2 separate regions of the Homo sapiens genome follow, and region 1 is linked to region 2. Evidence: chromatin contacts called from ENCODE Hi-C or POLR2A ChIA-PET data. All regions are on one chromosome and are shown on one strand. Each heading gives the region's core, a stretch centred on a gene start or an enhancer-like site at or near the end of the contact. The rest is flanking DNA. Distances are from core to core; before and after follow the strand shown. Region 1 overlaps PRRC2B (proline rich coiled-coil 2B). Region 2 has its middle 6.1 kb from the start of RAPGEF1.

The links. Hi-C counts contacts between places; a loop is a spot of excess contacts on that map. ChIA-PET counts read pairs that join two places held with the same protein, here RNA polymerase II (POLR2A). Pooled maps may share reads with other maps.
Region 1: a pooled map shows a loop between it and region 2 (2.5-fold over the local background). The contact joins two enhancer-like sites. A Hi-C loop is called at or near these places in 1 of 168 maps with a recorded cell type or tissue (natural killer cell) and 2 of 50 pooled maps. POLR2A ChIA-PET finds 5 or more read pairs at or near these places in 2 of 52 experiments (SK-N-SH and T-cell).

The regions. Positions count from the first base shown.
Region 1 is chr9:131,413,825-131,420,432 of GRCh38, reverse strand. All of the region lies in intron 1 of PRRC2B (proline rich coiled-coil 2B), which reads right to left. Among named protein-coding and RNA genes, the nearest start is that of PRRC2B, 23 kb to the right of the region's middle. RefSeq lists an enhancer at 3,048-3,097. Within about 2 kb of position 1,757, at least 18 of the 41 ENCODE cell types and tissues checked have a DNase peak (open chromatin) inside an H3K27ac peak, as active enhancers do.
Region 2 is chr9:131,742,974-131,749,468 of GRCh38, reverse strand. No RefSeq gene overlaps it. Among named protein-coding and RNA genes, the nearest start is that of RAPGEF1, 6.1 kb to the right of the region's middle. RefSeq lists an enhancer at 5,095-5,154. Within about 2 kb of position 1,973, at least 2 of the 41 ENCODE cell types and tissues checked have a DNase peak (open chromatin) inside an H3K27ac peak, as active enhancers do.

The DNA.
Region 1 (6,608 bases), core at 508-3,007, 330 kb after region 2:
GAAAAGCAGAGGTGGCTTTCAAAGAGCCCTAAAGCGCCCACATTTCTGTTCCCTAAGAGCGAGGCACTGGCTCATCTGGAAAGCTGAAGGCTGGGCTCAGCTATAGCACAATCCAGGCATTCTACCTGCAGAAGCCCAAATGGGTGAGGTCCCTGCAGAACACTGCACAAACTCTCCAAGAATAAACAGCCTGAAAATAAGGTTTGAGGAAACCACAGAGTGGGGAAAGTGGGGTTCCTGGTAACCCAGTGTTCCTTATGGGAGACATGAGCCATCCCCAGAAGACCACGCACCCCAAGGAGACAGCATATATAGGAAGCAACAAATTTAAAATAAGAGGAAAGGAAAAACAAAGAAGCATTGAGGCGTATGGTGAGGACACAAGAAGCACTCCCCACCCCCAGTGGAGAACTGGGGGGTTCTCCAGCACTTAGTTGCAAGCCCCTTGCCGGAACCACATGGTCAGCTGGGTCCCCTCCACCAGAGCCACGGCTCACACAGCAACACAGACCACGGGGAGCACCTGCTCACACACCTTCCACATCACCCCCCACCGCGCCAGGGTCAAGTCCAGACCCCCCCGGCCCAACATGCTGGCCCCACGCCGCCACCCAGCCTTCTCCCCACACCACCCCCGGCAGTCTCAAATCTGAAACACTGGGTTTGCATCTCGCCTCCACTCCACACTGTGACTTGAGGTCTATTTCCTCGTGGATTAAGATGAACATACCATGTTAATCTCCCACCTCCCAGGTCTGCTGTAAGGAATAAACAAGAGAACAAAGACCCCCGCACTTGACCCAGCACTTGTCCTCAGCAGGCACTCGACCAATGGCGGCTGTCACCTCACCGTGGTTCTGCTCTTGTTCTCTCTCCAGCCCACCCAATTATCAGCTTTTGACAGTGCTCATCTCTCCAGACTCCTATGCAGCCAGGGAAGCCTCCGTTCCCCAGCAGGGCTGCTCTGGGTGGTGCTGGGTAGACCAGGCACCTGTGCTTCTACCTCCTCCTGTGCACTGGGGACCCGTCCCCACGTTGGTGTGTCACAGTTTAAGTGTCACAGTTTAAGGGTGCTGGTACAGAGAGCAGACCTTCAAACACCATGAGGACAAACTCCCAGGTGTTTAGGATCTGCTAGTGGACCCCTTTAATTCTCAGGAAGACAGAGATGCAGGGAGATTCTCAGAAAACCCTCTTGAGATAAACACTCTACTGTGACTAATTTAAACCACACTAAACTGCCCCAGTTTCAAGGCTTCCCACTTTGGGGCAATAAACGTAGCTATTTACTGCAGTCACCCTCTGATGTTACAATAGATGGCCTTATGGAAGTGGATAATCCCAGTACTGCTCATTTATTTCTCCATCACATTTTTAGTAACAAAAGAAATATACGCTTGATACAGAAAAACTGTAAATCTTAAAAAAAATTACAGAAAAGTATCATCCCTAAACCAGCTCCCAGATTAGATCCCTGGATCTCTCTTCACCAGCATGAGCCACTTAAATTCCAGGTGCTGTCACGCTGCAATACTAATCATCTGCCTCGCCCGTGTTCTACTGTGTTTTGACTTCCCATTTCAAAAGAATTCAGCAGTAAGGGTCATAAAACACTGTGTATTAATTCCAAACAGATTTGCTATTTGTTTTTTAAAACTATGAAGATAATTTTAAAGAAAACTCAGGATGGCAGAAAGGCTGAGCTGAGCACACACACACCGAGGAGGAAGGCCACGTCCCAGCCAGCTGCAGCTGTCCCTGGCTTGCCCGGCAGTGCCATTGTTTACACCCAAAGCCTTTCCCCTGTAGGAATGATGTCACCTGGAGCAAGCTGGAATCTGGGCACAAAAGAAGAAGACAAATCAGGCTGGCCTGTCTCTGGCAGCAAGTGACTTCCTTCAGCCCAGGAGAAAGCATTCCTCCCCACCTTCCTAAACCCTATGTCCTCACAGAGACTCACAGAAAAAAACACAGGGGGGTAAAAAAAACCAAGATTGGTTCTATCATCCCCCAAATAATAACCAACGCTGAATCTAAACTCCCACCTAACCTCTAGGTAAACACTCTCTGGGGCAAACACTCCCTATAGAGGATGAACCCCCTTTGCAGGCAGTAGCTCTCTCTCTACACACAAGTTTCCAGAAGGAAGAGGGGGCCAGGGGCCAAATGTCACCTCCTGCACTTACTGTTTTCTCAGTGACAAAGTGGAGACAGACAGCTGCTTTAGAAGGAAGAGATGATGATCCCCAGGTGTGCCACCAGCACCCTGATGCAATGCTCCTTGGCACAGAGGAGTTCAGCAGATAGTGGTGGTGACACCATCACCCCCTGCAGCTGGCTGAACTCTCTGCCTCCGGGGCTTTGGACTCCCTTTCTCAAGGCGTCTGGAGGGAAGGACAGAGAAGTTCACCCTCCATATGTGTAAGAAGGTTGTGCCAATGACCAGACATCAAAACCAGCCTTACCTCTGGGCCTCACCATGCTCTGTAGCGACCACAGCAAATGGCAGTTCTTGAGGTTCTGACACAAAAAGAGAGTCATGCTCGATCATGGGGAAAAGGCAGTCGAGTGGTGCTCGGACAAAAATACTCCCACACCCGTGTACATAAAGAGGGCTGTGCACGCATCTCCACGCACACACATCCCACAGATGGCCCTTAATTCAATTCCATCCAACTCACAGACACACTATTTAGAATACAGGGGGCTTCTGGTTAAACATGGCAGAAAGACTGAGGGCTTGTACAGCTCATCCTTCCAACCCCCGAAAATGAAAACAGCGAAGAACCCAAACAACAGGGACAGTTTTGGCAAGGAGGGGGCAAAAGTATGAACAGATTTCACAGACTGAAAGATGCCACAACATGAGGACTGCAGAGGGGAAAACCTCCCTTCACCCAGGATATCAGAAGGCTCAGGAGGTCGTAGGAGGTGGCAGGCACCTTGCATGAAAGGGGAAGGTGGGAACTCAGATGTGGGGGGACTGGCTGAAGGCTGCAAGTGCAACAGCTAGACACCTACGGCCCCTTCCCTCCCCCACTGGATACATTAAACAAGAGAAGTCTAGACTTGAGAACACCAGGGTCAGAGGGGGAAGGGGTGGGGAAAGGAGACCCCCCAAAAAAGTGAAGAGAGAACCTGAGTGGCAAACCTCAGAAGCTTCAGGCCCCCCACTTCTGCTGCTCCTCACAGGAGGGCAGCAGACAAACACCACACCACCCTCCACTCCTCAGGCAAAGACAAGGGAGTCTTCTCTTGAAAAACCAGCCCCAGAGAAAGAAAACCTATATACACCAACATGGGATTCAAGAAATGAAAAGGCCAGCCTCCCATCCAGGCACCCACTCTGAAGAGTCCATGCAGTTTCCAATCAGCTGTGTGCCCGAGACCACAGGTATCTGAGAGATGACCAACTAAAAGACAGACACCAAATAAATAGACAAAATAACAGAGGAAACAGACAGTGCCAGAGATCAAAGATTAAAAATATGTATTATAAAATTAATATCCTCATAAAATCAAGAGAAGATACCACACCCATGAAATAAACTTTTTTTCCCCCTTAAAAAATAACTAGAAAACAAGAATCACCCTAGTTACAATTAAGCATGTTATAGCCCAAACCCCATAACCTCAGGATAATCATGAAGAAAGCATCCGACAAATCCCAAATCGAGGAACATTCTACCAAATATCTGATCGGTATGCCTCAAAACTGTCATGGTCATCAAAAACTTAATTGTCACAACCTAGTGGAAACTATGGGGACATGATTAAATTTAATGTGGCATCCTAGAACGGAAAAAAAAAAGACACTGGGTACAAGCTAAGAACATCTGAATAAAGCATAAACTTTAGTCAATAATAATGTATCAATACTGGTTCATTAGTTGTGACAAATATACTGTACTAACATAAGATGTGTTTAATGGGGGCAAACTGGGAGTAGGCTATATGGGAACTCCAACTTTTCTGTACAGCTAAACTATTCTAAAGTAAAATAATCCAATTAGAAGAGGTAGAAGAGGCCAGGCGCAGTGGCTCACACCTGTTAATCCCAACACTTTGGGAGGCCGAGGCGGCAGATCATGAGGTCAGGGGTTCGAGACCAGCCTGGCCAATATAGTGAAACCCCATCCCTACTAAAGATACAAAAATTAGTCAGGCGTGGTGGCATGCGCCTGTAATCCCAGCTACTCAGGAGGCTGAGGCAGAAGAATCACTTGAACCTGGGAGGCAGAAGTTGCAGTGAGCCGAGATGGCGCCACTGCACTCCAGCCTGGGCAACAGAGCAAGACACTGTCTTAAAAAAAAAAAAGAAAGAAAAGAAAACGAAGAAGAGGTGGAAGAGCAAGCCAAACAAATCTCAGAAAATGAGCGATGGGATAATGCTAGTCACATCCTACCCCCAAAATCAAAGGATTAACCCAGGAGTCCAGATTTAACTAGGAGTTCCAGAAACATGGGGGTGGGGTGGGGGGAAGGAGAGGAAGAAATTATCAAGTAAAAAATGCCAAAAATAGTTCCCAGAGTTGAAGTAGCCAAGTAGCCGAGACTTCAAAGGCCCACCAAGTGCTCAGAACAATGGATATAAAAAGAACACAAAGTACAATGTGAAATTTCAGCATGTTAGGGATACAGTTTGAGAATCTAAAAGCTTCTAAAAGTCATCCCTCTTGCAAAAAAGTTCCCAGGGAGGAACAATCAGAATGGCAATGAGTTCTCAGGAGCAACAATGATGGAGACTTCTTACCAGTATCACCATCCTCTCTAGGAAATGACTTTCAATCTAGAATCCAATACTCAGCTGACCAAGTCAAGTGTAGGGACAGAAAAAGACTTTTTCAGACCTACATAAGGACTCAAAATAGGATTTTTACAAGAGAGCAAACCGAGGGACTGGCAATATTAGTGGGACCACTCCTGTCTGCCTACCCAGCAGTTAATTCTCCCTTCCTCCTTCCTGATGGAGCCTGAGGGAGGCTGACCCAGCCCCAGCCCCAGGGGAGCGGGGGCCTGGCCTAAGAGAAGCCCAGCTCCGGTTCTAATGACTGGTTCAGAATGGGTGCACCCAAATAATCCCAAACCTGTCTACTTCTGGACTTGCAATTACTTGAGTCAATGAACGTTCTTATTAAGATAGTTGCTGTTGGCCAGGCCTGAAAATCCCACCACTTTGGGAGGCCAAGGCGGGTGGATCACCTGAGGTCCGGAGTTCAAGACCAGCCTGACCAACATGGTAAAACCCCCGTCTCTACTAAAAATACAAAAATTAGCTGGGCGTGATGGCGCACACCTGTAGTCCCAGCTACTCAGGAGGCTGAAAACAGGAGAATCGCTTAAACCTGTGAGGCAGAGGTTACAGTGAACCGAGATTGTGCCACTGTACTCCGGCGTGGGCAACAGAGTGAAACTCCGACTCAAAAAAACAAACAAAAAAGACAGTTGCTGTCATTATGTCCAAATTATCCAACCAATACAAATAGGATCCAGGAAATAAGGACCACGTGTGGAGGGACAAAAACAAGTCCCAGAATGACGACCAACAGAAGCCCGAGATAGCAGCCAGGCACGGTGGCTCATGCTTGTAATCCCAGCACTTTGGGAGGCCAAGGCGGGTGGATCACTTGAGGTCAATAGTTCAAGACCAGCCTGGCCAATATGGTGAAACCCCATCTCTACTAAAAATACAAAAATCAGTTGGGCGTGGTGGCAGGCACCTGTAGTCCCAGCTACTTGGGAGGCTGAGGCAGAAGATCACTTGAACCCGGGAGGTAGAGGTTGCAGTGAGCCAAGATCAGGCCACTACACTCCAGTCTGGGCGACACAGCAGAGACTCCATCTCCAAAAAAAAAAAAAGCCCAAGATGGTAGCCGCACCATGGGCCAGAGGGGCAACAGTCCTGGTAAAAACAGGATAGAGGCTTCTGGAGGAACAAACAGGATGGATTATCTACCATTTCCAGGAAATTACAAATTAGTATTGATTGCATTTTCTTGGAGCAATGTAAAAAGCAAAAGATACAAACTTTAATGCAGTTTAATGTATCAAATTTTTCTACTTTGGTTACTGCTTTCTGTGTCCGATTTTTCCAAAATCATGAAGATATCCTATGTTTTATTCTAGAGGCTTTATTGTTTTATCTTTCATGTTTACATCTATGATCTACCTAACACTGATTTCTCGATATGATTTGTGATAAAAGTTTCATTTTTTTCCCTTATGGAGAGTTCAGTTCTCCCAGTACCTTTTCTGAAAAGGCCATCTTTTCTCTTTGTCATGTGTCATAAATTAAGTGACTACTGATGTGCAGTTTGTTTGAAGACTGTTCCCTCCAATCAGCCTATTTGTCTATCTTTTTGGCAACACTGCATTGTCTTAATCACTGCAGCTTTTATAAAGTCTGGATATTTGGTAGGATATGTCCTTCAGCTTTGTTTTTCTTCAAGAATGCTTTGATTAAGGCCCGGCGTGGTGGCTTACGCCTGTAATCCCAGCACTTTGGGAGGCCGAGGCGGGTGGATCATGAGGTCAGGAGATCAAGACCATCCTGCCCAACATGGTGAAACCCCATCTCTACTAAAAATACAAAAATTAGCTGGGCGTGG
Region 2 (6,495 bases), core at 724-3,223:
ACTACAGGAGTAAGCCACCACCCCCAGCCCCAAAAAAACTTTTTAAAAAATTAACTGGGTGCGGCAGCACACACCTGTGGTCACAGCTACTCCGGAGGCTGAGATGGGAGGATCGCTTGGGCCCAGGAGTTTAATATAAGTATCCATCAAGAAGAGAATGAGAGGCTGGACGCAGTGGCTCATGCCTGTAATCCCAGCACTTTGGGAGGCCAAGCCAGGCAGATCACTTGAGGTCAGGAGTTTGAGACCAGCCCGGCCAACACAGTGAAACCCCATCTCTACTAAAAATACAAAAATTAGCTGAGCGTGGTGGTGCACGCCTGTAATCCCAACTACTGGGGAGGCTGAGGCAAGAGAACTGCTTGAACCTGGGAGGCAGAGATTGCAGTGAGCTGAGATCACATCCCTGTACTCCAGCCTGGGCGATAGAGTGAGACTTAGTCTCAAAAAAAAAAAAAAAAGCAGAGAATGATCAAATACATTTTTATACATTCATACACTTGAATGACTTAAAATATCCAATAGGCTTATACTTGCTAGCATGAAAGATGTTCAATATATTAATATACTTAATGAAAAATGCAAGTCTTAGATTGCATTGGACAGGATAGGTGAACTGCTATAACAAATCCAGTAAAGCTACATTTCTTTCTGATGTCACAGCCCAAAGTAGGTCCACTGGGAGGGGGCGGCTCTACCCCAGACAGTCATTCAGGGACCTAGGCTCCTTCTATCTCCACACATCATCAAAGCTGAAAGAGAAAGGAAAATGTCAACCATCAGGTGCTGGAGAAATTTATGAGTGGGGCACGGAAGTGGCAATCATTATTTCACCCTCATCTATTGTTCAGAGCACCTGGCCACACCTAACTGGGAGACGAGTCCAGCTGTGTGCCCCAAAAATAGATTTGGTGAGCATTTAGCCAGCCTCTGTCTTGCTAACTGATGTGTACCATTTAAACTCATTCATACAAAACACCATAAATGTGTGCATGGGGCTGGGCACAGCGGCTGACACCTGTAATCCCAGCAGTTTGGAAGGCGGAGGAAAGAAGATCACCTTGAGCCCAGGAGTTTGAGACCAGCCTAGGCAACATAGTGAGACCCCCTCCCTACAAAAAATTAAAAAATCAGCCAGGCATGGTGGCGCACACCTGTAGTCCCACCTACTCAAGAGGCTGAGGTAGGAGGATCGCTTGAGCCTAGAAGGTCAAGGCTGCGGTGAGCCAAGATCACACCACTGCACTCCAGCCTGGGAGACAGAGTAAGACCCTGTCTCAAAGAAAAAAAAAAGCGTACATGGATATATTTTTAATAGAGAAAAATCTGGAAAGATGTACATTAAACTGTTAACTCTTATGAGTGAAAGTGGGACTTCCAGTTTTTATTTTATATATGTGTTTGATTTTATTTTTAATTTTATTTTTAATTTTTATTTTTATTTATTTTTATTTTATTTATTTATTTATTTATTTATTTATTTTGAGACAAAGTCTTGCTCTGTTGCCCAGGCTGGAGTGCAGTGGCGTGATCTCGGCTCACTGCAAGCTCCGCCTGCCAGGTTCACGCCATTCTCCTGCCTCAGCCTCCCAAGTAGCTGGGACTACAGGCGCCTGCCACCACGCCCGGCTAATTTTTTGTATTTTTAGTAGAGATGGGGTTTCACCATGTTAGCCAGGATGGTCTCAATCTCCTGACCTCGTGATCCGCCCGCCTCGGCCTCCCAAAGTGCTGGGATTACAGACATGAGCCACCGCACCCGGCCTGATTTTATTTTTTAAAAAATGAGCACATATTTCCTGTGAGATTTAACAATTTAAAGAATTGTAAAATGATAGTACATTGCTCTTTAGATTTTAAGCAAATGGAGTTTAGAATTCTAGATGTTCACTAGGGGGCAGAAGAGATGTGTGTGTGTGCGTGCGCTTGCTGTTTGCTTGTCACTGTTTACCAGATTACTGGCACAATTTCCCCATTCATCAGGTCATCTGTAAGGTTTACAGACTTGTTTAAGGAAATGACAGCACCCAGGCCTCTCACACTAGTAGACATCAGCTGTGGGCCCAATAATCTCATATTTTCACCAATTTTTGATTACTGTGGTAAAATACACGTTACATAAAATTTGCCATCTGAGTCTTTTTTTTTTTGGTAGAGATGGGATCCCACTATATTGCCCAGGCTGGTCTCGAACTCCTGGGCTCAAAGGATCCTCTTGCCTCAGCCTCCTAAGTAGCTGGGACTACAAGTATGCCATGCCCAGGTTACCTTAGTCTTTTTTTTTTTTTTTTTTTTTTTTTTTTTTTTTTTTTTTTTTTTTGAGACAGAGTCTCGCTCTGTCACCCAGGCTGGAGTGCAGTGGCACGATCTCGGCTCACTGCAAGCTCCGCCTCCCAGGTTCACGCCAGTCTCCTGCCTCAGCCTCCCGAGTAGCTGGGACTACAGGCGCCCGCCACTGCGCCCGGCTAATTTTTTGTATTTTTAGTAGAGACGGGGTTTCACCATGTTAGCCAGAATGGTCTCAATCTCCTGACCTCGTGATCCACCTGCCTCGGCCTCCCAAAGTGCTGGGATTACAGGCATGAGCCACCACGCCCGGCCCACCTTAGTCATTTTTAAGGGTATAGTTATGTAGTATTAAGTGCACTCATGTTGTGCAATCATTACCACCATCCATCTCTAGAACTCTTCATATCTTGTAAGATTGAAAGTCTGTACCTATTAACCAGTCACTCACCATACTCCCATACCCCCAGCCTTGGACAACTACCATATTACTTTCTGTCTCTATGAATTTGACTATTCCATTTTAACCTGATCCTCAAGGCTGTGTGGTTGCCTTATGGGTCATTATCAAAAATGTGTCTGTTTCATACCAGCCTTTGAGTACACAGAGATCTAGAGGTCTTCTAATTGGCCTGAATCCCTACTTGTGAGAAAAAAGGCCAAAACTACCATGAAGCTGATCTGCTGCCTGTTCTGCTGGAGTCAGCCTGAAAGATCCCACATTTAGATAGTGGAGTGATGACCCAGACATCTGTCCTGGCCTTTCTAAGGATCTCTGTGGACATCTCTTCAATATCAAGGACATGGACACCAGAACAGGATTCAGCTGTATGGAGGCCCAAGGCATGGGGGAATGTGGGAGCCTCATATTCTCCGTAACAAATAATGAGCAAAATCTCCATAAAAACATAACATCGTCTGGGCACGGTGGCTCACGCCTGTAATCCCAGCACCCTGGAAGGCCGAGGTGGGTGGATCCCCTGAGGTCAGGAGTTCGAGACCAGCCTGGCCAACATGGTGAAACCCCGTCTCTACTAAAAATACAAAAATTAGCCTGGCATAGTGGCACACCTGTAATCTCAGCTACTTGGAAGGCTGAGGCAGGAGAATCACTTGAACCCGGGAGGTGGAGATTGCAGTGAGTCGAGATTGCACCACTGCACTCCAGGCTGGGCGACAGAGTTAGACTTTGTCTCAAACAAACAAACAAACAAATAAACAAACAAAAAAATGACATAACTGACCCTATTTAAAGTCACTGAAATATTTGCCTTCTCTATTTGGACTTGCCTGATGCTCCAAATTGAAATGAATACCTGCACACTCAGAAAGCATGTTAGGCACCCCCGGCTGGAACATTCCTCACAGCTGGTTTCCTGGAAGAGCTGGTTGAGACTTGAAAGCTCTGCCCCCAAACACCCCTGAAGCTCTTGGAGACCAGCATGTAGATCTTATTTATCTTTGTTTTTCTCATAAGGCCCAGTACTCTAAAGATATACAATCTATGTGGATTGAATTGAACTGAACCCAAGATCAAGCATATATGTAAAACACTGTGGGGAGGAGGTATAAAGAGAAGTTTGAGTAGAGAATTTGTAGCACCATGGTTAAAACACGAGCTCCGAGCGGGCTGACCTGTGTGAGTTCCAGCCCCACCACTTACTAGAAATGTGTCTTCGTGTCTCCCACTAAGCCACATGGAGTTAATACAAGCCATAGAGGATGCAGGGTACACCTATGCTAAGCCCTCCTTTGCTGAGAACTGGACCCACAAGTGTAGCCTCTAGCAGTTGTGTTTGTACCATGTAACCCTGTTGTGAGCCCGATTCTGTCACTGTTCGGGGCGCCACTATGTAACCCGCACCGACCTAGGGCGACTGAACAAAGGGGGCGAACACGGAAATAAAAGGCAAGAGACAAAAGAGTATATTTGGAAGAAGGGGTCAGGGGGCACCTTGCCTCTAGTGGACAAGAGCTCTGAGCTTTACACAGCCCTCTGTATTTATTAGGCAAAAGAGGTAGTGAGAACTGGGGTGGAAGAAGGGGTCAGCTGCTTGGCCCAGAGTAGGCTTGTAAGACTGCATTCCTCGAACAACAGGCTCTAGATGTCGCAGTAGATAGCCTTGGCCCCAGGGAGTGATTGCCTCCAGGAAACCTTCTGTCTGCAAGAGCAGTCGTGAGCTTGTTCACATCTTGCATTCATGATAAACAGTTTGCTGTTTGATCATATAGACTCCAGTGGAATGCTGAGTTGGTCACGCGTCCCTCAGGCCTTCAGCTTCCTACATAACCCCACCCACCTGGCCAGACCCAACTGGGCCAGGGGTGGACCACTGACCCCAGCTGGGCCAATCAGCTCCTCTCTCCTGGAACTTGGGTTTGGATTGAGCATCCTTAGCGGGTCTGGTCTCACGGCTGAGCTGGGGAAGGAAGTGGCCTCGGGATGTGTGGGAAAGTGAGTGATTGTTACGTGCAGTTCAGTTGCTGGCGAGGTATTGAATTTCCTGCCCTTTGGTTCTACCTATGAGACATTCTTTTTTTTTACCAATAGATTCCCCTTTGCCAACATTAAGTAGGTATCTACAACACGTGACCAAACAAACACTCTCTTATCTAGACCCCGCCCTCCCAGGATTCATGTCAGGATTGAGGCAGTGACTGAGCAGTGCCCAGCCACAGGCAGCCCTCAGGAAGCATCAGCCCTCATTCCCATGACTCCTGTTAGTAATGGTTTCACCTCCTCCTCTGATCTACAATGGTGATGTAATGAAGCAATACTCTCTGTCCACAGGGAACGGACAGTGGTGTCTGGGAGTTCAGGCAGGTGCCTGCTAACAGATCCCACCAATCCAAGCTGAGGTGGGCCCCTGGCCACCAGCCTCACTCTGGCTGTTTTCTACCCGAGTCTCGTGGAGTTCCTGTTGTCTGAATAGCTGAGTGTTGTCTGCAAACGCAAGAAGAGGATGTGGCGCTTTTGCAAGGGGCCCCCATCTAAAATAGTCTCTGTGAGCAGGCTCAGAGCCACCTAACTATTTCTTCCATCTTCCACCATGGAGTCTGGAGAGCTGCTAGGGTAGAGTGGTCACCTGGCTCACCCCATCCTTCCCTGGAATGTTGGGAGAAGGCCTGACAGCACCCACCCGAGTGTTGACTGAGCCCCTTCCCTCTGCTGGAGTTGGTGCTGCCGCAGTACAAGAGCCCGGCATGACCCCTTGTCTTAATAGGGCTTTATTTTCTGTTATCTTACAATTTATTTTGTTTTCAGACACAGGTCTCACTCTATTGCCCAGGCTGGAGTGCAGTAGCTATTCATAGGTGTGATCATAGCACCCTACAGGCTTGAACTCCTAGGCTCAAGTGATTCTCTTGCTTCAGCTTCCTGAGATGCTAGGCTGTTCCACAGCCTCTGCTCCCAAGTTTTCTCACAATTGGCACAATTCCTAGGCTGGCCAAGTCACATATTCTACCCCATTCCTGCAGTCATTGGCCTGGGGATAGACGTGTGACTCAAACTGAGCTAATTAGACTCTGCCATGGGGCTCTCTTTGAAACAATGAGGAAAGAGATCCTCTTTGTCCATTGGGGTTGTTAAGCAGGCAGGTGACAGGCCCAGGACTGCTGGTGCCCAGCTTCACCCTTTGCTACCTTGTAGAGAAAGATGACCTGAGAAGGGAACCAACATAGAGGACCAATGGCCTTGTTCCAGAGCCTGGGTTAGCTGCATTTGGACCTAATTGTACACCTGGTTTACTAATTATGATCTTCAAAAAATGCCCTTCTTGCTGTAAGCAATAGCAGAGCTAGGTTTCTGAGAGTGAAATCAAGTTTCCTAATCAGTACAGGAGGATGGCCCTGTTGGGGCGTGTCAGGGAAGCATTCTCCATAGAAGTGACAGTGAAACTAAGAAGCAAAAGATGACTGGGACCAGCCAAGTGGAGAGGAGGGGAGGGAACATTCTAGACAGCAGGAGCAGCTCATGAGAAGGTTCCAAGTCAGCCAGAACTGGGCTTTGGGAATCCGTTTGCTTCATTACCTTGTGTGTGTTCTACTATAGTTATAAACATCTTTGATGAATAGCCTTTATTAAGTAAGTTCTGTGACCCTGATTTACCATAATGTCCATTTGCAAAGTACTTTGTTGTTTGCAAATCTTTTGTCATTGGATATGTCATAATTTATTAAATATATTTGTGTTCTCACAAACCCCTG